Linked DNA regions of Homo sapiens: regions 2 and 3 are each linked to region 1. Evidence: read pairs that join two places in POLR2A ChIA-PET (ENCODE). Cell type or tissue: PC-9. All regions are shown on one strand. Links, peaks and the distances in the headings refer to the core of each region. The heading gives the core; the rest is flanking DNA.

Evidence for each region. ChIA-PET counts read pairs that join two places held together with the same protein. Peaks named below come from ENCODE experiments on the same cell type or tissue, not always from the same donor. Only the 100,000 strongest peaks of a DNase experiment are listed, where the experiment ranks them.
Region 2: POLR2A ChIA-PET joins it to region 1 with 5 read pairs; 6 of 35 experiments call an interaction of 5 or more read pairs at or near these places.
Region 3: POLR2A ChIA-PET joins it to region 1 with 8 read pairs; 2 of 35 experiments call an interaction of 5 or more read pairs at or near these places.

The regions. Positions count from the first base shown.
Region 1 is chr5:32,279,844-32,290,167 of GRCh38, forward strand. The region is part of intron 1 of MTMR12 (myotubularin related protein 12); the gene reads right to left. Among named protein-coding and RNA genes, the nearest start is that of MTMR12, 28 kb to the right of the region's middle. RefSeq lists enhancers at 823-872, 893-1,002. In PC-9, for the core only: no CTCF peak of the experiment used is centred there; DNase peaks (open chromatin) are centred at 4,078 and 4,938.
Region 2 is chr5:32,338,123-32,348,446 of GRCh38, forward strand. No RefSeq gene overlaps it. Among named protein-coding and RNA genes, the nearest start is that of MTMR12, 30 kb to the left of the region's middle. RefSeq lists a silencer at 1,787-1,987. In PC-9, for the core only: no CTCF peak of the experiment used is centred there; no DNase peak of the experiment used is centred there.
Region 3 is chr5:32,112,013-32,122,336 of GRCh38, forward strand. No RefSeq gene overlaps it. Among named protein-coding and RNA genes, the nearest start is that of GOLPH3, 57 kb to the right of the region's middle. In PC-9, for the core only: no CTCF peak of the experiment used is centred there; no DNase peak of the experiment used is centred there.

The DNA.
Region 1 (10,324 bases), core at 1,060-9,059:
TGCTCCTATAAGAATCTAATGCCGCCACTGATCCCACAGGAGGTGGAACTCAGGAGGTAATCCTTGCTGCCCCCTACTCCTACATTCAACTCCTGCAGTGCTGGCACAGACTAGTACCAGTCCGCAGTCTAGGGGCTGGGGACATACAGGACAAAAGCACATGGATGTTAAAGTCAACTACCACTCTTGAGGACTTGCTGAGAGGCAGCCTGGTGGTATTTACTTCACTGGTTCTTGAAAAGTCAATTCTTTGGACTCTTACCAAGTTCACATTCAGAGTGCACATCATCTCAAATGTGTGATGATCCTGGGGCACCTTAGGAGAGGTAGAAAAAGGGTAGGGCCCTGCCAGAAAGATCTTGAAAAGAACTAGGGTGTGTGGGGGTACAATGAAGCTCTCATAGGTCAAAATGCTTATAAATGCTCCTATCAGCTTTAAATCAAAAACTGAAATTGTTGTTCTCAGATTAATTTTATCCAGCCAGAGGGACAAACTCTAAGAAGCAACATCTCTAAAGGTTCCAAAACAATTTCTTTCCATTGCATTTGACACAGTGCTAAAAGGACATAACACAGACATTTCATTTCCTAAAAGCTGCCCTACTTTTCTAGAATGAACACTTAATACTCATTTTTTTCCAGCTAAGTAGAAAATCTGAGGGAGAAAAATGAATTTGCATCTACATATTAGGTAGGTATCCATGTATATCTTAAAACAAAATTTTTTTAAGTAGAAAGTTGTATTTTTTATACAGCATAGTACTAATAATTTAAGTTTTTGTCTTTCTCTATGTTTCTCCAATATTTTCTCTGTGCATGTACTAAAAACAGAAAGAATACCGACCTGGGGCCACAGTCCAAATATGGCTCTGGCATCCACAGATGTGACTTTGGTCTTGTCATTTAAACTGACTGAGTGTCAGTTTCAGTTTCCTCCGATATACTAAAATGGAAACAATACTACCTAGTATGAGAGCTTTAAGAGATACATACATAACTTCGGTGACACAGGTACTTGGTCATGTAATTTGTTATAGTTGTTGGGGGTAGCAGGATCTGTGCTTCTGCTTGATTTCCTTTCATGAGTAAACAAAGAGTAGGGGAATTATTCAAGAATCTCTCGGCAGGGTGTGGTGGCTCACACCAGTAATCACAGCACTTTGGGAGGCTGAGGTGGGTGGATCACTTGAGGCCAGGAGTTTGAGAACAGCCTGGCCAACATGGTAAAACCACGTCTCTACTGAAAATACAAAAATTGGCAGGATGCGGCAGCATGTGCCTGTAATCCCAGCTACTCGGGAGGCTGAGGCACGAAAATAGCTTGAACCCGGGAGGTGGAGGTTGCAGTGAGCTGAGATCGTGCCACTGCACTCCAGCCTGGGCAACAGAAGGAGACTCTATCATTAAAAAAAAAAAAAAAACAAAAAAAACTGTTACATGAGACTAGTAACTTCTACTTTTCTCCCAATCTTGTTTCCCATATTAAACTAAATTGACTCTACTCAGGCTCACAATTCTTTTTTCTGTGGATCAGGAATTCCTGAAATTAGCAACACTGAAGTTGGCCCTAAATCTGTAAGACTTTAACTACATTAGGAATATCTGAAGCCAGGGTAAAGGAAATAGCATTTTTCTATTAATAGGATTTATCTTCTAGCAGCACACCATGATTTATGTCTGGTCATTATGCATCTTATCTTTTGCAATAGAAAGCACTTTGAACCCTCTGCAAGACCAAAAAAGTAGACCAATGGCTTTCTTAAGAAACCACATCTGGGCCGGGCGTGGTGGCTCATGCCTGTAATCCCAGCACTCTGGGAGGCTGGGGCGGGTGGATCACAAAGTCAGGAGTTCGAGACCAGCCTGACCAACGTGCTGAAACCCCGTCTCTACTGAAAATATAAAAATTAGCCAGGCATGGTGATGCATGCCTATAATCCCAGCTACTCAGGAGGCTGAGGCAGGAGAGTCACTTGAACCTGGGAGGTGGAGGCTGCAGTGAGCTGAGATCATACCATTGCACTCCAGCCTGGGAGACAGTGCGAGACTCCGTCTCAAAAAAAAAAAAAAGAGACCACATCCGAGAGGAAGGACCTGCTTGGGCATGCACACACAAAAAAGCTTTCTCAGCTACTAATTTTGTTGACAGTAGATCAAGTTGCTAAAAGGTGGTAACAAATTGAGAATAGAAACCTATATAACCACTGGAGCACTGGAATTTAAGGTGCCACACTGTACTCAATCATCACGAGCATCAGGCTGGGTGCGGTGGCTCATGCCTGTAATCCTGGCACTTTGGGAGGGCGAGGCGGACGGATCACGAGGTCAGGAGATCGAGATCATCCTGGCTAACATGGTGAAACCCCGTCTCTACTAAAAATACAAAAAATTAGCTGGTGAAACCCCGTCTCTACTAACAATACCAAAAATTAGCCAGGTGTGGTGGCGGGTGCCTGTAGTCCAGCTACTCTGGAGGCTGAGGCAGGAGAATGGCGTGAGCCCGGGAGGCGGGGCTTACAGTGAGCCGAGATTGTGCCACTGCACTCCAGCCTGGGCGACAGAGCAAGACTCCATCTAAAATAAATAAATAAATAAATAAATAAATAAATAAATAAATAAATAAAATAAAAAATAAAAATCATCATGAGTATCTAATCCTTTCTGGTTAACACTTCAAAAAAATTATAAATATACACTATGCAAGTCTTACAGATAATCAACTCAGGTAAAAAACAAATAACCATCATCACCACTATCAACTGCTTCCCCCCTCAAACAAAAATCCAAACCAGTCCCAAGAAGAGAAATAACCTAGAGGACTCCAAAAAATCAGGGTATACAAATAAGAATCATAAAGAAATCCTTGCCTCAAAAATAAGTTTAATTGGAGTTTTTCTTTGAATTTGATTTTCACAAGTTACCTGTTTGGGTGGGTAGGAAGGACGGAACGGAGAGTATTCACTGGCAATGTCTGTAGTCTCTTCATCCCTATATTTCACAATCGCTTTTTGAACTCCACAAGAAAAACAAAGAAAGAACTGACAAATATGGAGCTAATATATTTCAATATTCTTAAGAGAAAACGGATTTACCATTCTTTGCTTGTTGATCACAGGAGAATGAACATAGCTGAATGAAGGAGAGCAGAGGTGGATACCAACAAGGTACGAGAGCACCCGTATCTGGATGTGCTGAGTCCTACATGTGGATCTTGGAGTGGGTTCCCCTGAAATTCCCCTATGTGCATCCTACTCCTAACCATGCTGTATTCTGAATGTGTATAAGCTGTTGTTTTCATTGGCAAATTTGTTGGGTGAGTGATTAAAGGCTGTCCAAACTTTACAATTGAATGAGTAAATATAATCTCTTTCTTAGTGGCATTACAAATTACTACACTGTGACCAAGAGTCACTTGTGGACTGTAGACATCACAGATGTCCAATCTGTGAACGCCAAAGTCTACTGTTCCTTTTTCCAAAGTGGGTACAGGGCCAGCCCTTACTGAGGTTGAGAAGTGAATAATAACAAACATTTCTTGGGCTCTAAGTGCCAGCTACTGTCTAAAAAGCTTTGTATTTATTTATTAACTCATTTAATCCTCACAGCAAACCTTTGCAATAGAGTTATTATACCCATGATTGTCTCCATTTTACAGATGAAGACACCCTGCTAGTATGTGGCACAGGTGAAAGTCAAACCCTGTGCGCAGTCTGCGTTCCTGGCCCAGTCTGCATTCTTATTCAATGCCACACTGTCATGTGGAAAGAAGGAATGAAAGGAAAAAGGAAAAACAAGGCAGAATGATCAGTGAAGTACCTGCTAGATCCACCTGAAACCAGGTAAAAGCGAGCAACACAAAGTGACCAGGGAAAGCCTCGAATGAGAGTTATAGAGAGGCCAAGGGAAGCTAAAGGGAAAACAACAACAAAAGACACCTACACCCAACCTAAGTGACACTGGCCAGCTGCATGGAGAAGAACCTTGAGGCTCCTCAACACCTACTGAAAGTGTTACCTCTTATGACTCACTCCACTGGGTCCTCTGAGGCATGAGTCTCTAATTTTCAAGCCAACTGACTCAAGAGTTCAATGGGACTCCAGGAAAGGCTCTAACCATGAATAACACTGGTATGTATGCCTGAGCAATTCTTGCTTCCTTTCAAGAGTATATAATCTTGGCCAGGCGCGGTGGCTTATGCCTGTAATCACAGCACTGTTGGAGGCCAAGGTGGATGGACCGGATCACTTGAGCTTAAGAATTCGAGACTAGCCTGGGCAACATGGCCAAACCCCATTTCCACAAAAAAAAATTTTTTTTTTTTTTAATTAGCCAGGCATGGTGGCATGTGCCTGTAGTCCCAGTTACTCAGAAGGCTGGGGCGGGAGAATCACCTCAGCCTGGGAGGTCAAGGCTGCAGTGAGCTATGATTGCACCACTGTACTCCAGCCTGGGTGACAGAACAAGACCCTGTCTCAAAAAAAAAAAAAAAAAAAAAGAATAGAAAAGAAACAATAGCTAGGCTTAGCCACTAATATGGATGGCATCACCAAATGCTCTACTCATATTGCAATATACTGAAAAACGGAGGATTCCTCTAAAGCTTAATGGAAAGACTATTACTTGTGAAGCCTTTTCAGAGAGAGCAGTAGATAGGCCCAGCACATCCCAGGATCTAACAGCCAATTCAATCAGCATCCAGTGAGAGCTGCCTGTGTACTATCCCTATTCTTTGGGGTGGTGGGAGCTTCTTAAACCATAAACTAGTTTTACAGAAGGGTCTAGAGTTGCCCTTAAGCCTCTGCGCCTTTAACTCTGACACTCCCTACCAACTACCTAGTTAGTAGATGTTGACAACCTTACTTCTGCAGCTGTGAAACACGAGGTAACATTCCTCACTTATTCCACTAACTATCATGTTCAATGTGCAGCAAAAAGGTAGAAAAGGTATAGTTCTTTAATACTCAAGCAGAACTGGTTCTACTGGTTAGGCTGACAGACTTTTCTTAAAAAACTAACTCTGAAAATTATGGAAATTTTCAACAAATGCATCAGTTAAAAATGGTCTTTGTGCTTTGTATACCACCTCTTGCTGCTCCATTTGAATTTGAACAAAGCTTGCCATTATGGCACAAAGGAAAGGCAAAAACTGCTGGCACCAGGATCACAGCACGTCCAGGTTTTCTAAACTAGAATATCTCAGTGGGGCTTAAATTCAATTAGAACAGAAGCATGGGCCAGGCACAGTGGCTCACGCCTGTAATCCCAGCACTTTGGGAGGCCGAGGTAGGTGGATCACTTGAGGTCAGGAGTTTGAGACCAGCCTGGCCAACATGGTGAAACCCCGTCTCTACTAAAAATACAAAAATTAGCCGGGTGTGGTGGCACACACCAGTAATCCCAGCTACTTGGGAGGCTGAGGCAGGAGAATTCCTTGAACCTGGGAGACGGAGGTTGCAGTGAGCCAAGAATGTGCCACTGCACTTCAGCCTGGGTGACAGAGCGAGATTCCATTTCAAAAAAAAAAAAAAAAAGAGGGAACAGAAGCATGACAGCCTCAAGTGATCCTTCTGCCTTGGCCTCCCAAAGTGCTGGGATTATAGGTGTGAGCCCCCTGCCCCGCCACTGTTAATTCCTTACTTCAACATTTACTCCAATGTTATGGCTACTTTTTATTTGTTTATTTTATTTTTTAAAAAAAGATGAAGACATGAAAAATAAGTCTTCCAGTTTCCGCAAGTTTTCCCCTACAGTTCAAAAGAAACTGGCTACATCTGTTCTGGATCCCACTGCGAGTATCAGCAATTCCCAGAACCCACAGCTGTGTCTACCCCCACATTATCTAAGAACCTCACCCATGCTGAGCCAGAAGCACTCCCATTCTGGCAATGTCTAGGCCAGACAAGAGATGAGAATTTGAGAACTGCCACCCATTCTTTAGCAAGCTTATGGCCCAAAGGAGACACACCTGCTGGAACCCATATCACACAGCTGGTCTAGCATCAAAAAAGTTGCCAACCTAATCGCTTCTCAGAACTATGTTTCTGAGGAGTGGCCCAAAATCACAGGTCTCCAATGGGCCTGAGTCAATATTTAAGTTGTGTATCTGGTTACTCAGAGTTGCAAAATGACCCATCTCTAATATATACCAATTCATTTCAACAAATAGCTCCTGAACATGTTAAGTACCAAACGCTAAGGATAAAATGATGAATAAGGCCAGGCACAGTGGCTCATGTCTATAATCCCAGCACTCTGGGAGGCCCAAGGCAAGTGGTTCACTTGAGCCCAAGTTCGAGACAAGCTTGGGCAACATGACGAAGCCCTGTTTCTATAAAAAATATAAAAATTAGCAGGGCATGGTGGCATGTACCTGTAGTCCCAGCTACTCAGGAGGCTGAGGTAGGTGGATCACCTTGAACCTCAGGAGGTGGAGGCTGCAGTGAGCTGTGATTATGCCACTGCACTCCAGTGTGGGTGACAGTAAGATTCTGTCTCCAAAAAATAAATAATAAAATGATGAATAAGAATTGACTTTTATTAGCCAGGCGTGGTGGCATGCACTTATCCCAGCTACTCAGGAGGCTGACATGGGAGGATTGGTTGAAAGTTGAGGCTGCAGGGAGCCATGACTGTGCCACTGTACTCCAGCCTGGGCGACAAAGTGAGACCCTGTCTCAAAAAAAAAAAAGGATTGACTTTTGCCCTCACGAAATTCAGATGACAAAAAATAACTAGAATACTAAGTAATGAGTGCTGTAAGTACCAGAAGGCTACAAAAGATTCTGTCTCTACACATCATCTCATTTATTATTCAGAGCTTAGTTAACTACTATTATTGTTTCATTTTAGAGATGAGGAAAATGAGAGTAAGCCAGGTTAAAAGAAATGGGTCTCAAGCCTTTACCTGAAAGGCTTTACCTGACAAGGGTTTATCTGACGAGGGTTGTACTCTCAACCACAATCCAACCTGCCTCCCCTGGCCGACCATGCCTCCTCCTTCTGGGCACTGCTCCTCTCGAGTTCACATGCTCTTTTATTCACTGAATGATCATCTCTTATGCACCTGCTCTCTTCCACGCACAGCAAACACAGGAATGAACACAACACACAGCACCTAAGTCCTCAGAGAACACAGGAGTCTGACAGCCTTGGTAGAAATGTGCTATATGTTAGAGGAAATACAGGGTACAATGGGAACACTTAGAAACACTGAACTGCATTCAGAAAGGGTCAAAGAAGACTGCTGCACTCAGCAAGTGTTATTTATACTGAGACCTGAAAATGAGCAGAAATTAGTTCCAGGCAGAATGGCCATGTGATGGTTAATACTGAGTGTCAACTTGATTAAAGGATGCAAAATATTGATCTTGGGTGTGGCTGTGAGTGTTGCCAAAGGAGATTAACATTTGAGTCAGTGGGCTGGGAAAGGCAGACCCAGCCTTAATCTGGTGGACCAATCTAATCAGCTACCAGTGAATATAAGGCAGGCAGAAAAACATGAAAAGGTGAGACTGGCCTAGCCTCGCAGCCTACATCTTTCTCCTGTGCTGGATGTTTCCTGGCCTCAAACATCAGACTCCAAGTTCTTCAGTTTTGAGACTTTGACAGGCTCTCCTTGCTCCTCAAGCTTGCAGACAGACTACTGTGGGAACTTGTGATCATGTAATTTAATATTTAATAAACTCCCCTTTATATATATACACATACATACATACATCCTGTTAGTTCTGTCCATCTAGGAACCCTAATACGGATTTTGGTACCAGGAGTGGTTCTAGAGGAACAGAATAGTAAGGATGGCATTCTTTCATTTGTCGTGGGGTTTCTGGAGTTGGCTGCTTAATATGATTAGACCCAAAAATGCTAAGGCCTCCACTGATAATGGAAGTAGAGAACACTGATAGTCCTTGGCATGAACTGTTTAGAAAGTTATGCAAAACAAACACATTTGACACTCCTGATTCATCGCTCATGAGAGGCAAGGAGTTTAGTGACTCTATACATAATACCTTTGACCATATGTGGAGAACCAAGGGACATAATGAAGCTGGTTGGTTGCTCCTAAGTTCAGTGGACAAAGTGATGAATGAAAATGACGAACTCAGGGATTCTACCTCCTGGGTAGAATCTCCCTTCAGAAGCAGACACCGAGCCTCAAATCTGCTAAGACTGTCCTGAGTGAGAGTCTTATCTCTGGCAGAGAAAGAGCTGAAATTGTGGAAAAACAGATACAAGCTCTTATCATGTGAGTGGCTGACCTGCAACAAAAGGTGCATGCACAGCCTCGCCAGGTGTCTTTTGTTAAAGTGAAGGCATTCATGGGAAAAGAATGGGACCCTGCAACTTGGAATGGGAACGTGTGGGAGGACCCTGATGAAGCTGGGGACACTGAGCTTGTAAACTCTGATGAACTTTTTTTGCCAGAAGGAACAGCTTCCCCATCCCCAGTAGTGGCAACATCCCCTCCCTAACCCATACTGCCATCAGCCTTTCCACCTTTGTCTGAGATAAACTCTGCACTGCCTGAGGCAACACTGATGGCCTCCCCTGAGGCAGCTGCCAGGCAAGATAATGTTGATTCTCCTCAGGAGTCACCCCCAACACCCCTGTTTGCTTCTAGACCTATAACTGGACTAAAGTCCCAGCAGGTGAGGTGAGGTTGAGACTGTGGCACGTGATGAGGTGCGCTACACTTGAAAAGAACTGCTTGAGTTCTCTAATTTATATAAACAGAAATCTGGAGAATAGGCATGGGAATGGATATTAAGGGTATAGGATAATGGTAGAAGGAACATAGAGTTGGATCAGGCTAAATTTATTGATTTGAGCCCACTAAGTAGGGACTCTGCTTTTAATGTTGCAGCTCGGGGAGTTAAAAAAGGTTCTAATAGTTTATGTGCTTGGTTAGCTGAAATATGGATTAAAAGATGGCCCACTATGAGTGAGCTGGAAATGCCTGATCTCCCTTGGTTTAATGTAGAGTAAGGGATCCAAAGGCTTAGGGAGATTGGGATGGTGGAGTGGATTAGGCACTTTAGACCTACTCATCCCAGCTGGGAGGGTCCAGAAGATATATCCTTGACCAATGCTTTGCAAAACAGATTTGTGAGGGCAGCATCTGCATCTTTGAAGAGCCCTGTAATTGCTTGTCTCTGTATGTCAAATCTAACAGTGGGAACTGCAATCACTCAACTACAAAATTTAAATACAATGGGAATAACTGGATCCCTAGGTGGCAGGGGCCAAGTGGCGGCACTCAACTGTCAAAGACAAGGTGTTCGTAGCTACTGTAATGGATGGTAGAGACAAAGCAGCAATCAGAATAGTCTGACTCACGTAGAGCTCTGGCATTGGCTAATTAATCATGCTGTTCCTAGAAGTGAAACTGATAGGAAGCCTACTGCATTCCTACTTAATTTATATAAACAGAAAACTTCCAGGTCTAATGCACAAAAGACTAGTTTGAATTATAAAAACAGAGAATCACGGCCCCTCAATCAATTTCCAGACTTGAGCCAGTTTACAGACCCAGAACCCCTTGAAGGAAGGGGAGGCCGGGTCCCCTTGAGGAAGGACCCCACCACATTACCAACAATTTACGCAGTGGATCTTTCTCTCATCCTTCCCCAAGGAGACCTCTGACATTCTACCAGGGTAAGTGTGCACTGGGGAAAGGGAAATGATCAGACATTTGGACTAATGGACACTGGTTCTGAGCTGACAATGATTCCGGGGTACCCAAAGTGTCACTGTGGTCCTCCAGTTAAAGTAGGGGCTTATGGAGGTCAGGTAATTAATGCAGTTTTAGCTCAGGTCTGACTTACAGTGGGTCCAGTGGGCCCCCAGACTCATCCTGTTATTTCCCCAGTGGCAGAATGCATAATTGGCATAGACATACTTAGCAACTGGCAGAACCCCCACATTCGTTCCCTAACTGGTAGGGTGAGGGCTATTATGGTGGAAAAGGCTAAACAGAAGCCGTTAGAGCTGCCTCTACCTAGAAAAATAGTAAATCGAAAACAGTATCACAACCCTGGAGGGACTGCAGAGATTAATGCCACCATCAAGGACTTGAAAGACGCAGGGGTAGTGATTCCCACATCCCTGTTCAACTCTCCTATTTGGCCTGTGCAGAAGATGGATCTTGCAGAATGACAGTGGATTCTCATAAGCCTAACCAAGAGGTGACTCCAGTTGCAGCTGCTGTACCAAATGTGGTTTCATTGCTTTAGCAAATTAACACATCTCCTGGTACCTGGTATACAGCCATTGACTTGGCAAATGGCTTTTTCTCCATTCCTGTCCATGAGGCCCACCAGAAGCA
Region 2 (10,324 bases), core at 815-8,814, 58 kb after region 1:
TTGGAACATATGTTAATATTGTTCATTAAAACATAACCTGAAGAAGGTTAAACATTATTTTTATTTTGACAATGTTTCCCATGTAACTTCGTAGGTTAAATAATCCTGTTTACCTTTCTTTTGGATGTCTTGGGGCCCTCTGTAGTATCCCAAAGTTAGAGGTTAGATAAGACAATTTTGAAGCTGCAATTTGATTTGAGGGAGTCTGTTAAAGATGTTAAAGGTTTAAAACACTTTATATTATGCTTAACCAGTTTGACCATGAGGTGAGATTTTTATAAACCTTTTATAACCCTTTACAATGTTTGTGAAAGATTTTTTTGAGATGGAGTTTTGCTTTTGTTGCCCAGGCTGGAGTGCAATGGTGCAATCTGGGCTCACTACAACCTCCGCCTCCCAGGTTCAAGAGATTCTTCTGCCTCAGCCTCCCGAGTAGCTGGGATTACAGGCATGTGCCACTGTGCCCAGCTAATTTTGTATTTTTAGTAGAGATGGGGTTTCTCCACATTGGTCAGGCTGGTCTCGAACTCCCAGCCTCAGGTGATCTGCCTGTCTTGGCCTCCCAAAGTGCTGGGATTACAGGCATGAGCCATTGCACCCAGCTGAGTAAATCAGGTTTTTAAGAAAACCCTGTTGTGTTTTTTTTTCGATGTTCAATTTATGGAAAACCAAATAATAACCCTTTAAATTTAGCCAGTATGTTCACACACACATTTTTTTTTTGAGACAGAGTCTTGCTCTGTTGCCCAGGCTGGAGTGCAGTGGCGTGATCGCAGCTCACTGCAAGCTCTGCCTCCCGGATTCATGCCATTCTTCTGCCTCAGCCACCTGAGTAGCTGGGACTACTGGCAGCTACCACTATGCTCAGCTAATTTTTTGTATTTTTAGTAGAGATGGGGTTTCACCATGTTAGCCAGGATGATCTCAATCTCCTGACCTCGTGATCCACCCACCTCCGCCTCCCAAACTGCTGGGATTACAGGCGTGAGCCACCGCGCCTGGCTGCACACAGAATTTTTTTTACAAGATTAATTTTTCCACAATTTGCTTCAACTTTTAGATTTATGTTATCTAATTTAAAAATCTTTTCATCCTTTAAATCAGGCAAAAATTTACATTCTCATGCCTTTTTATAATCTTTTATGAAAAACATATTTTACTTTCCTCTCACACCTTGTGCATGAACCTATTTCTCCAGTCTCAATTACATGTTTTATTGGTAACTCTTAACAACTTTTACTTTTGGTGGACAAATTTCCTTTCATGAATCCTTTCACGACTTACACAGACCATCTATGACATGTTTGGACTTTGACTTGTCCTGAACATCTCTGTTTTTAAATAACCAGTTATTTTATTTTAGGACAATAATTTACTATACAAGGTCTTTCTTATATAAAATCTCTTTTCTTTATAACCTTCTTCGTATAGTTAGGGAGCACTGTTAATTCCACATGTTTGCAGGCCTTATGTAGAATCTAACACTCCAAAATAAATTGAACAATTTTTAAAAGTCAAGGAAGCAGTTTATGACCTTAAAGAATTTAGTAAAGCTAATATCCAATCTGTATAATTTAGATCAAATGTTTTTATTTTGTCAATAATCTTTAAAGCTGTTTTTATTTCCCAAAGAGCACTAAAGTTGTGTGAACTAAAAGACATTATAGTTTTTATTTTTTTCAAAATATTTGATTTACGTACTTACTTTTCTTTAAGGCAATTAATTAGAGCTCTTTCATATAAACATTATACACACAACACATATATAACTACACAGACAGAAGAAGATTAAGTAGCTGTAATATTTTTTCATTTACATTTTTAAGTTTCTTAATTGGATTACTGGCTTTTGGGTAGAGTCCTTGGAAGAAACAGCTACGAAAGCATGTAGTTTCTATGGCCTAATAAGTAGGCACAGATGGAGGGCAAAAACAAATCCCCAAAATTAAGGGTCTCTTTTTTTTTTTTTGAGATGGAGTCTCACTCTGTCGCCTGGGCTAGAGTGCAGTGGCGCAATCTCAGCTCACTGCAACCTCTGCCTCCTGGGTACAAGCATTTCTCCTGACTCAGTCTCCCAAGTAGCTGGCATTACAGGTGCCCACGACTATACCCAGATAAATGTTTTGTATTTTTAGTAGAGATGGGGTTTCACCATGTTGGTCAGGTTGGTCTCGAACTCCTGACCTCATGATTCTCCCACCTTAGCCTCCCAACATGCTGGTATTACAGGTGTGAGCCACTGTGCCCAGCCAAGGGTCTCATTTTCATATTGTATCCTGGATCCCCCTACAAAGCGAAATGCTATTGGAGAAGACAGTGTAATGTTACTACTATGTATTTCATTATATGGCAACCTAAAGCCAATCAATCCATTTTGTAATTAGTCCATCTCCCATGAGAGTCTCATTCTCACTGGGGGTGGAGACATCTCCATACTTCTCAGGTGGCCAAGAGTATGTTTCTCTGATACAAATGTGTAGAGCTGAGTGTTTCCCCATAACTGTCATTAGACACCCCTAAAAATATATTTGCTACCTAGTTATTACACACCAAATCTCTTTTATAATGTAAAGTAATTTCTGATAACCCCAAAAGTAAAAAATGTCAGATAATGTAATACAAAACAGACCAGAGACTTAGATTTTGAAAGGAGTCTATCCACTTTCAATTTTGGGGATTTCATGAAGAAAACAGGTTTTTCCAAAAACTGGATCTCTAGCATCTCCTGTTTTTCCCAAAGGGTCTCAGGCTGTTAGGGCTTGAATATCTGTTTTTAATTAAGCTGACTTTTAACAATAGTGCTCTTTTTAAAAAATCCTTTTAAATTTCTTTTAAATTACCCTACTTTAGCCAGGTCAAATGGCCAATATTTCTGACTTTTAAACTTTACCAAGTAACCTTACAGGTGTTCTGAGAAAGGAAAATTCAAGATGGTTACAGAAGGGGAAGACAATCAACAAATGGTAATGGTTATGCAGATATTAAACAAGAAAGGACTTATTTTCTAAGTCAGGAATTGAACCTGGGCTGTCACTATGAAAGGACAAAATCTTAGTTACTGAGTTACAGCACTGGGTGGTTTATATTGCCCTTTCCGGAAGGAGTCTAGAGTAGTTAATTTTGAGCTTGTAAAGGCTTTTAACTACTTAAGGTAATTTTTAGAGTTAACTATGACATGAACTTTAAAATTCTTCTTCCTTGGAAGGCGGAGACCAAGAGAAAGTACCGCCATGTTCTCACAAAGTCAAATTCCCGAGGACATAAAACAAGATGGAGACCTCATCCAGTTTTCTTGTTTGTTTATTTCAGTAAAGTTTGTTATTAACCAGTTTGTTGAGCCATCTTGAGCAGCGGGCTTATGGGGTTTTAAGCCCATGTTCTATCCTAAACAACTCCTCTTGGCTGGACGCGGTGGCTCACGCCTGTAATCCCAGCACTTTGGGAGGCCAAGGCGGGTGGATCATGAGGTCAGGAGTTCAAGACCAGCCTGGCCAAGATGGTGAAACCCCATCTCTACTAAAAATACAAAAATTACAGCGCACCTGTTATCCCAGCTACTCGGGAGGCTGAGGCAGGAGAATCGCTTGAACCTGCGGGGGGGCGGAGGTTGCAGGGAGCTGAGATCGCGCCACTGCACTCCAGCCTGGGTGACAGAGCGAGGCTCCATCTTGGAAAAAAAAAAAAAAAAGAACTCCTCTTTATGACAGAACGATATAGGAAGACACATAAAGCTTACCAGATTGGCTATAGTTCAAGAGTAGCCTCATAAATCCTTTTTTCATTAATCAAAACTTCACAGGAGATAATGATTTTTATCATTCATTCAACCAGTTTGTACAGGGAGAGAGAGGCAGCAGTCTGACTGGTAAGAAATTTTTACTCTTTTGCTGACATGTCGGGCTTCCGGGTTCCCTTTCCCCAAGTGGCCCTAGTGACCTGCTGGCTGCACCACGGCCCTGGGGGCCAAGCTGCAACACAAAGGAAAATAATATTTTTTCTGTCTCATGGAACCACAGGCAAAAGCCTCTCAATTTTGCAAGTTGCCACCCAAGTGGCTGCATGGAGGCATCAAATATTAAACTGGCAAGGCTCTGTCATCTTTAACCCATTTTTAACCAAAAGGGACTTTACTGAGCGGAGGGCCTCTAACCCAGTGCCATTCTTTACTCGGGTAAAATGTACCCCATTACTTATTCAAAGTCAGTCAGTTGGTGCTGCAGTCTATTTCCTTTAGATGGGGATAGTAACTAAGTTAAAAGGTTAGCAGATTTTAATTTTTGGGAGTCCTCATTTTTAAATGTACTTCAGTCTGTCGTGGTTCATTCAGAATGTTCCACTGTAAGTTACCTTTAGTAAGATTTCATCATTTCTGTAAGACTATGCTGTTTTCTGTGTTTAACGTGTAAGTTGGAAGGAGCTCAGTTTTCCAGAAATTAAGGATCCCACCTTTACCTAAAATATTGGCTTTACTCTCAGGTGCCCTTGATTAACTCAGTCAATGATTTTTTTTTTTTTTGCTACCTGAGCATATAAGAAAAATGAAACAAAGGGGTAGAACGCAAACATCCCCGTGAATTTTTAAAAGTCAAATCTTACACCCCCTGTAATATTACCATTTACCACCAGTTTCTTTCTGATTCAGTCAGTTGTAAGAGGCATCTCACTGGATCCAAGCCAAGTAATTATCCACTTCTGGTACCATCTGTTAAAAGAAAAAATTCAGCCAAATTAAATTTAAGGGAGTTTAATTGAGCAATGAATGATTCACGAATCGAGCAGCCCCCAGAATCACAGCAGATTCAGAGAGACTCCAGCACAGCCAAGTGGTGGAAGAAGATTTATAGACAAAAATGGGAAGTGACACCTATGGGTGATGGGACTAGGCATGTGCAGGTTCATGGGACATAGAGAACCTTTTTCTTCCCAAAGGGGGAAACTTGAGAGCTAATGGGATGCTGGAGAAGATCTCTTTGCTAGTGACAAGTGGCTGTCTGACTTTTGATTCAGCGTTGCTGCAGAGGGTGGGTGTTTCTCTGACCTTGCCTTCCCCACCCTGCGGCAGGCAATGCTTTTTTCCCTTTCTCTATTTTTTCTATTACTGAGGGCAATTGTCTGCTCTTTGATCTTGCCCAGAGACCACATGCTGAAATTCCTGGTCAGAAGGTCATTTCACCCCACTCTGAGTGGCTTGAGTTTGTAACCATGTGGCAGCACTTTCTTTTGGTCTCTGCCATTCAGTGGACCACAAATTTGGAATTCATGTCATAGTAAGCTCTAAAGATTATCTTGAGCAGTTAAAAGTCATTGCAAGCTCAAAATTGGCTGCTCTAAGCCCCTTCTGGGAAGAGCAATGGCAACTGCCCAATGCTGTAACCTGTGAGGTTACTTTTGGTAAAATTCAAAAGCCAGAAATATTGGCAGTGTAGCCTGGCTAAAGTCAGGCAATAAGAGATTTAAGAGGACTTTTTTTTTTTAAGAGCTCTATGGATAAAAGTCAGCTTATTCAAGCTGTAACAGTCTGGGACTCCTTGGGAAAAACAGAGGAGGTGCTACAGACCCTGTTTTGAGAAAAACATCTGTTTTCCTCATGAAATCCCGGGAATTAGAAGTGAATAGATCCTTCTCAAAATCTAAGGCTCTGTTCTGTTTTGCTTTGCATTATCTGTCGTTTTTTATTTTGGGGGGTATCAGAAATTATTTTACATTATGAGAGTGCTTTGATATGTAATAGCTAGGTAGGAAATATACTTTGGGGATGGCTAATGGCAGTTATGGGAGGATACTCAGCTCTTTGTACGTTTGGATTAGAGAAGCATGCTGTTGGCCACCTGGAAGGTAGGGCAATATCCCAACCCCAACACTGAGAGATAAGACTCCCATGGGGAATGGGCTAACTGGCTTCAGATTGTTTTGCAATGAAATGTAAGTTGCCAGGCATGGTGGCTCACGCCTGTTAATTATAGCACTTTGGGAAGCCAAGGCAGGCAGATTGCTTGAGGTCAAGAGCTGGAGACCAGCCTGGCCAACATGGTAAAACGCCATCTCTACTAAAAATACAAAAATTAGCCAGGCATGGTAGTGCGTTCCTGTAATCTCAGTTACTAAGGCATGAGAATTGCTTGAACCTGGGAGGTGGAGGTTGCAGTGAGCCGAAGTTGTGCCACTGCACTCCAGCCTGGGCGACAGAGTGAGACTCAAAGAAATGCACGGTAAAATCTTTGCATTGTCTTGTTCTGTTGCGTTTCTCTTTTGGGGATCCAGGATTCAGTATAAAAATGGGACCCTTCATTTTGGGGGTCTGTTTTTGTCTTCCAGCTGTGCCTGTCATAGAAACTGTATGCTTTCCTGGCCTTTCCCTCCAAGGGCTCTACCCTGAAGCCCATAATCCAATTAAGAAACTGGCAAATGAGGCTGGGTGAGGTGGCTTATACCTGTAATTCTAGCACTTTGGGAGGCCAAGGCAGGTGGATCATTTAAGGCCAGGAGTTTGAGACCAGCCTGGCCAACGTGGTGAAACCTTGTCTCTACTAAAAATACAGAAAATTGGCTGGGCCTGGTGGCTCATGCCTATAATCCTAGCACTTTGGGAGGCTGAGGCGGGGGCAGGTCACGAGGTCAGGAGATTGAGACCAGCCTGGCCAACATGGTGAAACCCCATCTCTACTAAAAATACAAAAATTAGCTGGGCGTAGTGGCGCATGCCTGTAGTCCCAGCTACTTGGGAGGCTAAGGCAGGAGAATTGCTTGAACCTGGGAGGTGGAGGTTGCAGTGAGCTGAGATCGCACTACTGCTTTCCAGCCTGGAGACAGAGCAGGACTCTGTCTCAAAAAAAAAAACAAAAAAATTTAGCTGGGCGTGGTGGCAAGCGCCTGTAATTCCGGCTGCTCAGGAGATTGAGGCGTGAGAATCGCTTGAAGTTGGGAGGTGGAGGTTGCAGTGAGCTGAGATGGTGCCACTGCACTCCAGCCTAGGGACAGAGCAAGACTCTGTCTCGAAAAAAAAAAAAAAAAAAAAAAAGTCAAGCTCAGTGGCTCACACCTGTAATCCCAGCTCTTTGGGTGGCCAAGGCGGGCAGATCATGAGGTCAAAAGATCAAGACCATCCTGGCCAACATGGTGAAACCCGTCTCTACTAAAAATACAAGAATTAGCTGGGCGTGTTGGCACTTGCCTGTAATCCCAGCTACTCAAGAGGCTGAGACAGGAGAATCGCTTGAACCTGGGAGGTGGAAGTTGCAGTAAGCCAAGATCGTGCCATTGCACTCCAGCCTGGTGACAAAGTGAGACTCCGTCTCAAAAAAAAAAGAAACTGGCAAATGAAAAATCTTACAACTACTGGATCTTCTTCTCTCTACCTATTTATATGTGCTGTGTGTGATGTTTATATATGAAAGAGCTGATTAATTGGCTTATAAAATAAGAAGAGCTTAATTCAAATATTTCGTCAGAAAAGTAAAAGGTGCAATGTCTTTTAGTTCATGTGACTTAAGTAATTTTTGGGAAGTAAAAACAGTTTTACATGCAAGGTGTGTAAGAAAAGTGAAATGTGTTTTTGGTAAAATATCTATCTATATCTATCTATCTATCTATCTATCTATCTATCTATCTATCATCTATCTATCTATCATCTATCTATCATCTATCTATCTATATCTATCTATATATATATTTTTTGAGACTGAGTCTCGCTGTGTCAGCCAGGCCCAGGCTGGAGTGCAGTGGCGTGATCTCTGCTCACTGCAAGCTCCGCCTCCCGGGTTCACGCCATTCTCCTGCCTCAGCCTCCCGAGTAGCTGGGACTACAGGTGCCTGCCACCACGCCTGGCTAATTTTTTGTATTTTTAGTAGAGATGGGGTTTCACCGTGTTAGCCAGGATGGTCTTGATCTCCTGACCTCATGATCTGCCTGCTTCAGCCTCCCAAAGTGCTGGGATTATAGGCATGAGCCACTGCACCCACCCCAAGTAAAATATTTTAAGAAGGCATGGGAATGTGGGGTTTTTTTTTTTGCTTAAAGGGTTAAATGATTGTTTCAAGTTAGGATAAATCTGAAGGTTTGTGAAAAATTAATGTTTTTTTTTGTTTTTTGTTTTTTGTTTGTTTGTTTTTTGAGACAGAGTTTCACTCTTGTTGCCCAGGCTGGAGTACAATGGCGTGATCTTGGCTCACCGCAACCTCTGCCTCCCGGGTTCAAGAGATTCTCCTGTCTCAGCCTCCTGAGTAGCTGGGATTACAGGTGCCCACCGCCACGCCCAGCTAATTTTTTTCTATTTTTAGTAAAGACGGGGTTTTGCCATGTTGGCCAAGCTAGTCTCGAACTCCTGACCTCAGTTGATCCGCCTGCCTCGGCCTCCCAAAGTGCTGGGATTACAGGCATGAGCCCCTGCACCCAGCCAAGGTTTTATTAAGAATTGGGTTTAACATTAATAGTACATTAATGCAAAGCTGAAACTGGTTTATTTGGTATAAAAATCATATAGGAAGCATTGCCAAATATGAAATGGTGGCTTTCTTTGCACTATATTTGTATAAATACATTATTGGTATGTGTTCCAAAATTATGGGAAACTCCTATAATTCTGATATGACATAGTGTATGTTATTAATAATTATAATTGTTATGTAAAATTATTGTGTACCATAGAGGTAACCAAAATTCCTAATCCATTGTGGCTTAAATAATGGCTGGTCTAAGAGTTTTTGTCATCCACAGACTATTGTTGTTTTGTTTTAATCCTCTTCAAAAGGTGGTGTATAATTAGCTGTAGGACTTTGACAAGTGCTGTTGAATGCAGGTTCCTGACAACTTTGAAGACTGTTACACTAGAATAGAGGAAAAAACTTTCAGGACTCTCATGGAGAGTTGAAATGTTCATGAATATCAACAGGAGTTAACTTCAAGGACTGAACTAATGGAAGACTGAAGTAATCTTTTTTGACCTTTTGCTTAAAATATTGCTAATCCTTTGTTTTGTTTTTCGGAGTCAAGACAACTTTTCTTTTGAGCTATTTACAGCTTTTAACAATTGAGTAAAGTATATTCCCATGAACAAAATTTGGAGTATATTTGTTTTCTCTCTACCTGATTTATCTTTTCAAAAAAGCTTATTTTTGCAAGCAAATCGGTCTTAGTATGATTTGTCTTTAGTAAAAATGGAAGACTGGAAAGAGAAAAAAATCAGGTTTCAAGAACAATGGTACACCTGTGATTAGATTCTAGTCTCATCAGTATTTTTTAAGTTTTTTTTTATTCTGCAATTTAGACCGACTGCTTATTCCTGTGAACCAACCAGTGATCTTTGGCTACAGCTTAGAAGAAACAAGAGAGATGGATGGGTACTGTGAAAAAAGTCTGGATAAGTATTCTAATTCTAGGCACATATTGGAATCAGCTGGCAACCCTGTATCAGCTTGGTTCCAACAGTTGCCCAGTTCATGGAAAGTCTTCTATTTAGTTTACTTGGGATAATTTTACTTATTTTGCTTTACTGTTGTGGAATATATTGCTGTTGTACTCTTTGTGTAGGAATGCAGGATAAGCTTACTGAATGTTTTCTTAAATTGAACACTTATTAATCTTCTAGATATTACCTTTTGTTGGAACTCAAAGTTATGAATGGCCCTCACCATACTGATGCTTTCTTACTGAGTGCCTCTCTACCACAAATACAAGAGACCCTAATTTGTTAACCAGGAATATCATTGCCCTTACTCACCCTGAAGAAGTTACAGAAGATGGATCTTTGTCCCTCTAGAACTCAGGATTAAGGGTTTTCTTATAAAAGGCAGGGGGAAAATATGTCAGAGGCATTCAAACCAGAGCAACTCCATCTTGAATAGAAGCTGGGTAAAATAAGGCTATGGGCCTATGGGCCTGCATTTTCAGGAGGTTAGGTATTTGTAGTCACAGGAAGAGATAGGAGGTTGGCACAAGATACAGGTAACAAAGACTTTGCTGATAAAACAGCATGCAGTAAAGAAGCTGGCCAAATCCTACCAAAACAAAGATGGTGATGAAAGTGACCTTTGGTCATCCTCACTGCTCATTATACATTAATTATAATGCATTAACGTGCTTAAAGACACTCCTACCAGCACCATGACAGTTTACAAATGCCATGGCAATGTCAGGAAGTTGCCCTACATGGTCTAAAAATGGGAGAAACCCTCAGTTCCAGGAATTGCCCACCCCTTTCCCAGAAAACTCATAAATAATCCACCCTTTGTTTAGCATATAATCAAGAAGTAACAATAAGTATAAGCAGTTGAGCAGCCCAGGCTGCTGCTCTGCCTATGGAGTAGCCATTCTTTATCCCTTTACTTT
Region 3 (10,324 bases), core at 1,412-9,411, 170 kb before region 1:
ACAGGACCCAGCATGTGACCTGGCCTCAGACGGGAGGAACTCTGCTTCACCTAGCACCCTCCCCACTTCAGGTCTGTTTCTGCTGGTCACAGCATCCTAATCCCCAGTCCTTACCGGTTCTTTACCTAGAAATCTCCTGTGAAAGCCATTTGTCATCATTTTGGCCCCATTCAATACCACAGAGTTTCTCTGGACGTAACAAGCTGTTGCCTGCCTGATTTTCTATATACTTCCCAAAATTGAAATTCTGATTGGTTCCCTGCCCCTACTTGGGTAGAGCTTTTTCCTAGGAGACAGAGTGCTTGTTTGCATAATTCCCCTCCTCGAAACCCAATGAAATGAACAAATACAGAGGGAAACTCTGGTAGTTTTAAAATGGAAATAGCCACAAACCCATTATATGAAATGGAAAACTACATACCATGTGTAAGATGTAAAACCAGGCTGGGCACGGTGGCTCACTCCTGTAATCCCAGTAGTTTGGGAGGCCAAGGCAGGAGGATCACTTGAGGTCAGGGGTGGCAGGCCAGATTTGAGGGGAGCCCCCACCAAACAGGAACCTGCAGTTAACTGATTCAGTAAGAGATTAGCTGCCCCAGCTCGCCCTCACCCCATAAATGCCATGGCCACCATCACTCCACACAGCCTCCTGATCCCTTCAAAACAGCTGGGTATCTCAAAGATTAAAATCAGCTAGTCCCCAACTTCCTTCTCTTGTCCTAAGAGACGATTTGAACAATGCTTAAACACAGAGAGCTATAAAGGATCCACCACTGATCAATCTTGGGCAAATGGCAGGCTTAGTAGAATTCACTTATCCCCACTGAACAATCAAATTCAGCAAGGGTCCTACTTACGAATTCAGAACAGGTGAAGAGAAGGGAGGAGAATACAAGGAGTGAAATACAATTATGCAAAAGGCAGATAAAAATATAATTTGGAGGCCGGACGCGGTGGCTCACGCCTGTAATCCCAGCACTTTGGGAGGCCGAGGCGGGTGGATCACGAGGTCAAGAGATCGAGACCATCCTGGCCAACATGGTGAAACCCGTCTCTACTAAAAATACAAAAATTAGCTGGGCATGGTGGCACGTGCCTGTAGTCCCAGCTACTCAGGAGGCTGAGGCAGGAAAATCACTTGAACCTGGGAGGCGGAGCTTGCAGTGAGCTGAGATCACGCCACTGCACTCCAGACTGGTGACAGAGCAAGACTCTGTCTCAAAAAAAAAAAAAAAAGAAGTAAATATATAATTTGGAAGATGACTCGGGAAAATTCTAAATATAAACTGTTTTGTACTCTCAATGTACTTAAGTAAACGTGGCTTCTAAGCAGCACAAGTTCAAAAGAGCAGTAAGAAAACTTAATGAGATTAATACAGATCTGGTAGAAGTAAAACTAAAACAATCACCTTACCAAACCAAAGCCACATTAGAAGCAACAAGTCAAATAAAATTGTAGACATCTAAGTGACATTGAAGATGAACTTGAAAAATCCTGATTAAATGTTAGCCAATAGAATTCTGCAGTACATTAAAGAAAATATGCACAATTGATGTTAATTCCAGGAATATGTGAACACTTTGAAATTAAGAATCTATAGATGTAGTATGTTACATTAACAGGACAAAAGAGAAAAAGAATCTTCATGAAAGATGTCCAGAGGCCAGGTGCAGTGGCTCACACCTGTAACCCCAGCACTTTGAGAGGCCGAGGCGGGTGGATCACCTGAGGTCAGGAGTTTGAGACCAGCCTGGCCAACATGGTGAAACCCCCATCTCTACTAAAAATACAAAAATCAGCAGGGCGTGGTGGCATGCGCCTGTAATCCCAGCTAATCGGGAGGCTGAGGCAGGAGAATCGCTTGAACCCGAGAAGTGGAGGTTGCAGTGAGCCGAAATCGTGCCACTGCATTCCAGCCTGGGTGATGAGCGAAGCTCTGTCTGAATGAATGGATGATGTCAACAGACACTAAAGCCTACATCATGCTCTAATGGAGGAACTCCAGAAACATTCCCATTCGTCAGGAATACACATGCACAGGATGCTCAAAAGTATGATTGTTGAAAAGCAATGTTCTGGAGGTATAAGCCAATATAACTAGGTAACATTTTATTTTATTTTTTGTAGAGACAGGGCCTCTCTATGTTGCTGGTCTTGAACTCCTCTCAGGTGATCTTCCCACCTCAGCCTCCCAAAGTGCTGGGATTACAGGTGTGAGCCACTGTACCAGGCCCAATTATGTAAAATTCTTAAAAACAGCTATAAATAACAAAAGCAAAAGTATTATGATTTGCACATGACAAAACTTGGGTACATATAAACACAAAAGTTCCAATTGAAAAACTATTAAAATAGTAAAATTCAGTATGGTGGCCACAAAAATTAACATTCACCAAAACAACAGCTTTTTTCTTTTTTTCTTTTGAGACGGAGTCTCGCTCTGTCGCCCAGGCTGGAGTGCAGTGGCGCCATCTCGGCTCACTGCAAGCTCTGCCTCCCAGGTTCACACCATTCTCCTGCCTCAGCCTCCTGAGTAGCTGGGACTACAAGTGCCTGCCACCACGCCCTACTAATTTTTTGTATTTTTAGTAGAGACAGGGTTTCACCATGTTAGCCAGGATGGTCTCAATCTCCCGACCTCGTGATACAACTGCCTTGGCCTCCCAGAGTGCTGGGATTACAGGAGTGAGCCAACGTGCCCGGCCAGCTTTTTTTTTTTTTTTTTGAGATGGACTCTCACTCTTGTTGCCCAGGCTGGAGTTCAGTGGCGCGATCTCAGCTCACTGCAACCTCCACCTTATGGGTTCATGCCATTCTCCTGCCTCGGCCTCCCAAGTAGCTGGGACTACAGGCACATGCCACCACACCCAGATAATTTTTGTATTTTTAGTAGAGACGGGGTTTCACCATGTTGGCCAGGATGGTCTCGATCTCCTGACCTTGTGATCCGCCCACCTCGGCCTTCCAAAGTGCTGGGATTACAGGCGTGAGCCACCACCAGCTCTTCTATAAATAATAACCAGTTAGAATATACCATGGGAGAAATACTCTATTATGAATGCCAGCAACTGAAAATATAAATTTATTCTTAGCAAGAACTGGCCAAGACCTAAAAATATTATAAAACTCTATTAAGGGATGTAAGAGATAACTAAAAAAAGGGGGGTAAATATATGTATAGCTTCTTGGACAGGATGACTCAATACTATAAAGATCTCAATTCTCCCCAAGCTAATTTATAAGTCCAATCATAATCTCAAATTCTTTAACCTGACAAAATTATCCTAAAGTTCATCTGGTAGGATAAACACACAAAAATAGCCACAAGAAATTTGAAAAGACAGAGTAAGAGGGGAACTAGTATTAAAATATTATCAGAAAGCTGTAATAATTAAAATGTTGGCTCCTCTACTATAGAACTAGACAGACAAACCACTAGAACACAGACCCAAATATATAGTAATTCCAAATTCAAAAAAAAGGGGCATTTTAAATCAGCAGCAACAAAGCAAAAACAAAACACCACACACACCGATTATTCAATATATTCAATAACTGGTGTTGAGAAAATTGGCTAGGTATTTTGGAGAGAGGAAAAAGCTAGTCCATTTGCAACAAAATCCCTGACATCAAAATAAAATTCCAGAAGGGTCAAAGATTTAAAAGCAAGAAAGGAAACAAAAACAAAAACAATCCCAAAAAACCTAAATATATTCCTTTAATCATAAAGTGAATAAGCTCTTCTAAGCATGAAGCTAAATTCAGAATCTACAAAGCAATAGACTCACAATTTAACCAGACTATATACAAACTAAAAACTACCGGGGGCTATCCCAGTGGATTCAAGCAAGATGCCAGGAACACTGGCATAGTTTTCTATTCTCCCCATATCCCCACTAACACACCCGGGAAACACACAACACACACACACACACACACACACACACAGTTAATATAGAAAAACACAGTAAACATCCACAATAAAACTAGATACAAAGGTATCCCCACAAACTCCAAAATATACAAGTGTGTGGGGGAAATGCCACCACCACCACCAAGACCAATTTGAAATCACCATCTGTACAAGAGAAGTAGAAGGAAGCAACACAGCATGTGATGGCCCCATGACCTCGCAAAATCACCAGGAAAGCTCAGTGGACCAGCAGGACAGCAGCAGCTGGGCGTGGAAGAGTTTTCATCTTCTCCTAGTGGGCAAGTGTGTGAAGTCCATGATGAAGGAGGAAAGGGCTGATGCGGGCTATGAACTCTCAAAACCCCATGCTAAGGAGAAACTATGGGAAATAGAATCCAAACTGAGCAGGACAAGAGCAAGGATAAAAAATAAGATTCAGTTAAAAGTATATGAGGGGAGCAGATACAGGTCTTTTCACTCCACAAAACAGAAGAGGGAGAGGCTAAAGTTAAGCTACTCCAACTCAAGTCTTTCTCTTCTAAAAGAACAGGAAAGGCAATTTCATGTAAGAAGGAGTAACAGCAGATAATCTTGGGTTAGATCCCATACAAAGTAGTTATAAGAAAAAAGAGGCTGAGTGCAATGGCTCACACCTGTAATCCCAGCACTTTGCGAGGCTGAGGCAGGTGGATTGCTTAAGTCCAGGAGTTCAAGACTAGCCTGGGTAACATGGCGAGACCCCTTCTCTACAAGAAATACCAAAAAATTAGCCAGGCTTGGTGGTGCATGCCTATGGTCCCAACTACTCAAGAGGCTGAGGTGGGAGGATCGCTGGAACCTAGGAAGTCAAGCCTGCAGTGGGCCATGATTGTGCCACACTACTACACTGCAGCCTGGGCAACAGAGTGAGACCCCATCTCAAAAAAAAAAAAAAAAAAAAAGTATAAGGAACAAATATAATCCCTACAGACAACAAAAGCACACCAGAAAGCTATGCCCACAAAACCAGTGAGAACTATAACTCAGTACCTAAGAATGAGCTAAAATAAAATATATCAAGAAAATGACCTGGAATATGAATAATATAAACCGAAACCAGAAAGACTCAGAAATCAGGTATTAAAACTCAGGAAAAAAAATCTAAGATAATTTCAGAAAAGATGAGTCATGTGGAAAGATCATTTCCAGTGAATAAACCACAATAATGCCTTCAGAGAAAGAGAAGAGAAAAAGGGGACAAATGTTTAAACATCAGTAAGAAATAGAGGAAAAAACCCCAGCAAAACACAAAGATGGAAAATGAGTCCCTCAAAAGGAAAACCTGAACAAGTGAACAGAAGACTAAATATTTTAATTTTCCTGAAATTGAGAATTAAAAAATGGTCAACACTACATGTTGAAAGATCACACCATGTACTTGGGAATACTGATCCAGAACAACCAAGACAAAAACACACTCTAGTAACATTGGAAAAATACCGGAGAGAAAATATCCCATGAGCATCCAGGCAAAAACAGCAAGGCAATTATGAGAGAAAGAAAATCATTATCATATTATAATCCTAGTATTGTTTGACAGCAATGCTTTATGCTAAGAACATACTTTGGTTACCCAAAGAAAATGTGACTTAAGAATTTTATTGGCCGGGCACAGTGGCTCACACCTGTAATCCCAGCATTTTGGGAGGCCGAGGCAGGCGGATCACAAAGTCAGGCGTTCAAGACCAGCCTGGCCAACATGGTAAAACATGGTCTCTACTAAAAATACAAAAATTACCCGGGCGTGGTGGCGCATGTCTGTAATCCCAGCTACTTAGAGGCTGAGGCGGGGGAATCGCTTGAACCTGGGAGGCAGAGGTTGCAGTGAGCCGAGATCGCGCCACTGCACTCCAGCCTGGGCGACAGAGTGAGACTCCCAACTCAAAAAAAAAGAATTTTATCCAGACATACTGACTTTCAAATAAAAGGCTGCAGATAAACTGCCATCAGCATACAAAAATTCAGGACTATTATTCTCACAAACCCTTTCTGAAGAATCCAACAACAAATGAGCAAGGCAATCAAAATGATGGCCAGGCAGTGACACTGGGAATGGTGATGAGCACTAAATAGGTATTTACCTGAAGAGCTGAGACTAAAGGAAGGGTTAAAAGGAAAAGATTAAAGTATATAATGACTACATGTTCTTACAATGTAGATGTAGCCCAACTACAAAAAGGGTGGTGGCGGAGGTGAACGGAGCAAGCATATAAAAAAGTCTTATTAAAAACTCATTTTTAAGTAATCAAATTGTTGGTATAGTGCTAATACTATTATTTTGAGAATGTCTTATGTGGAAGCAAATGAATAACTATGTGATATTTTATTGTCAGTAATTTCCATCATTCTTGATATAGAAAAGTAGAAGACAGAAAAACCCTATAAATTGTAAATTTGAATCTGAGGGTTGAGTGGGGTGGCTCACACCTAAAATCCCGGCACTTTGGGAAGCTAAGACAGGAGGATCACTTGAGGCCAGGAGTTCAAGAACAGCCTGGGCAATATAGTGAGACTCAATCTCTACAAAAAATTTAAAAATTAGCCACGCATGGTGTCACATGCTTGTAGTCCTAGCTACTTGGGAGGCTGAGGCAGGAGGATCACTTGAGCCCAGGAGTTTGAGACTGCAACGAGCCATGATCAGGCCACTGCACTCTAGCCTGGGCAACAGAGTGAGATCTTGTTCTCAAAAAAATAAATAAATACATTTCCATCTGAATTGTCAATGTAAAATCATAAGGCACTTTATTTTTCATTTTTTATTGTGGCAAAATATACATGGAGTTTACCATCTTAACTTTTTTTTTTTTTAAGATAGTCTTGCTCTGTCACCCAGGCTGGAGTGCAGTGGCGCAATCTCGGCTCACTGCAACCTCTGCCTCCCAGGTTCAAGCAATTCTCTGCCTCAGCCTCCCGAGTAGCTGGGATTACAGGCACCCGCCACCATGCCCAGCTAATTTTTGTATTTTTAGTAGAGACGGGGTTTCACCATCTTGGCCAGGCTGGTCTTGAACTGCTGACTTTGTGATCCACCCGCCTCAACCTCTCAAAGTGCTGGGATTACAGGCATGAGCCACTGCGCACGGCCCATCTTAACCATTTTTTAAGTACACAGTTCAGTGACATTAAGTCTACTGACATTGTGTAATCACCACCATCCATCCCTGCAACTTTTTGTTTGTTTTTTGAGACGGAGTCTTGCCCTGTCACCCAGGCTAGAGCGCAATGGTGCAATGTCAGCTCACTGCAACCTCCACCTCCCGGGTTCTAGCAATTCTCCTGCCTCAGCCTTCCAAGTAGCTGGAATTACAGGCACCCACCACCACACCCGGCTAATTTTTGTATTTTCAGTAGAGATGGGGTTTTACCACGTTGGTCAGGCTGGTCTTGAACTCCTGACCTGAGGTGATCCACTCACCTCGGCCTCCCAAAGTGCTGGGATTACAGGCGTAAGCCACCACACCCAGCCCCATCCCTGCCACTTTAACTTCCCGCACTGAAACTCTGTGAGGTACTTTTCATAAACACATACATACACCACACAAACACACATAAGATTTTCCCCCAGAAGCAATGACCAAGGCAGTAGTAACAAGTATTCTGAAAGCCCAAATTACGGTCTCGAAGTACCATTTCATGCTAAAAGAAACATGGCTTGTTGGAAAAATAGATGATTCCAGATACAGGGTAGGAAATATACAAAATGAACCTGAAACATCTGAGCCATACCAGGAAGTTATCAAAGACTACTAAAACTATCAAAAGGACTCCAGATCCTTGAAGAGAGTTCCACTGGCCAAAGATAGGGCATTTTGAGCATTAATAGGGCTAATAACTGTAGACCAAAACACATAAAAGAATGATTATTCCATTACACTAAGTGAAATAAGGCACAAAAAAGACAAAAAAAAAAAGATCTCGCTTATATGTGTAATCTAAAAAAGCCAATCTCATAGAAAAAGAGTAGAAAAATGGTTACTAGAAACTGACGGGAAGGGGAGAGATAGGGAAACAAACGTTGTTCAAAGGATACAAAGTCTCAGACTAGAGGAATCAAGTTTTAGTGATCTATTGCATTGCATGGTGACAACAGTTAATAATGTATTGTGTTTCAAAATTGCTAAAAAGGACTATTTTTAGTATTCTTACCACAAAAATATAAGTTGGTAAGGTGATGGTTATTTTAATAAGCTTGACTGAATCTCCAATGTGTACAAAGACTAAAACATTACATTATACCCATAAATATACACAATTATTATTTGTCAATTTAAACAGAATGTGTTTCCATAAGTTCATAATACTTTAAAAATTAAAGTTATTTTTGGAGGGTGCCATGGAATCAGCTGTATTTTGAAAATAGGTAAATAAACTGTAAGAATTATTCTACCTTCCCTCTATGAATTATAGTAAAACGTAATGTAGATAACACGTCTCTTTATAGAAATATTCTAGCTAAAAAAAAAAAATAATAATGAGGGCCAGGCGCCGTGGCTCAAGCCTGTAATCCCAGCACTTTGGGAGGCTGAGGCAGGAGGATCACAAGGTCAGGAGTTTGAGACCAGCCTGGCCAATATGGTGAAACCCTGTCTCTACTAAAAACACAAAAATAGAAAAATAACCGGGCATGGTGGCAGGCGCCCGTAATCCCAGCTACTCGGGAGGCTGAGGCATAAGAATTGCTTGAACCCAGGAGGCGGAGGTTGTATTGAGCCAGAGATCACGCCACTGCACTCCAATCTGGGCGACACAGTGAGACTCTGACTCAAAAAAAAAAGAAAAAGAAATAATTGCCGGGTGCGGTGGCTCACGCCTGTAATCCCAGTAATCCCAGCATTTTGGGAGGCCGAGGCGGGCAGATCACAAGGTCAGGAGATCGAGACCATCCTAACATGGTGAAACCCCATCTCTACTAAAAATACCAAAAAATTAGCCGGGCATGGTGGCAGGCACCTGTAGTCCCAGCTACTCGGGAGGCTGAGGCAGGAGAATGGCGTGAATCTGGGAGGCAGGGAGGCAGAGCTTGCAGTGAGCTGAGATCGGGCCACTGCACTCCAGCCTGGGCAACAGAGCGAGATTCCATCTCAAAAAAAAAAAAAAAAAAAGAATTATTAAAATATCACATTGCAACCCCAATAAATAAGAATTGAAAAGCAAGGCTGCTAACATCACAAAAGGAAAATATGAGACATTATGTGCCTCCTGGTGGAAGCATACACCACCACTGATTAGTGTTGCCTACACAAACAAACCTGAATCTAAGCTTCTAGAGCCAATTACCAATTCTTGGGAAATGCAGTGTAGAAGTCAAACACCTTAAATCACACCTTGTGGAAACCATCAACAAAATCCAAACCTTGGAAAACTCTGCAGGACAAATGATCCAATTTCATCAACAAATATTTTGCAAAGGAAAAACAAGAGAGAGATGGGGGAAGAACCTACAGATTCAAAAAAAACTTAAAAGACATATCAAATGAAACAAAACAATACAATTAAAGATTCACACTGGGTCAGGACAGTACTTACTCTTATGAAGACTGTAATTGGGAGAAAGACTTGAACAGCTTCAGGGTATAGCTGGCAAGGTTCTATCTCCTGACCTGGGTAATGGCTGTAAACATGGGTGCCTTAAATTAATTAATGTAAATATTTGAGATTTTCCATTTATATTTTAATCATAAAAACTTTTAATGAAATGCTTATATACATATTCTTAACCTAGACATTTCGACTTTTTCCATTTTTAAATTTGATCATACCCTCCCAAAGTTAATATATATCAAATCTGACCACCAGACATCTCTTTAGAAGAAGGATCTCCACAAATTGCATGCTCAAGCACTGCACCTTACACTTTTCTGAATGTTAAAGAAAGCAAAAGCAAAACTTACCATCTGCCAGCTCCCAAGACTGGGAAAACAACTGCATCATAGGCTTAAGTCCTCGTGAATCAGTACATAAAAAGATCAATGCCCTTCAGAAAAATGAATAAAGAACACGAACAGGTAATTCACAGGAAAAATACAAATTACCAAAAGGCAGTAAATGATAACCCCTCAATAATGAACATAGACTAGGAGTGATGATATCCTCCACAGAGGGGTCCCCAACCCCCAGGCCACGGACCAGTAATGGTGGTCTGTTAAGAACCAAGCCACACAGCAGAAGGTGAGCAGCAGGCAAGCGAGCAATACCACCTGAGCTCCACCTCCTGTCAGATCAGCAGCCACATTAGATTCTCATAGGAACTCGAACCCTATTGTGCACCTAATCTAACTAATGCTTGATGATCTGAGGTGGAACAGTTTCATCCTGAAACCACCCCCCAAACCCCAGGTCCATGGAAAAACTGTCTGCCACAAAACTGG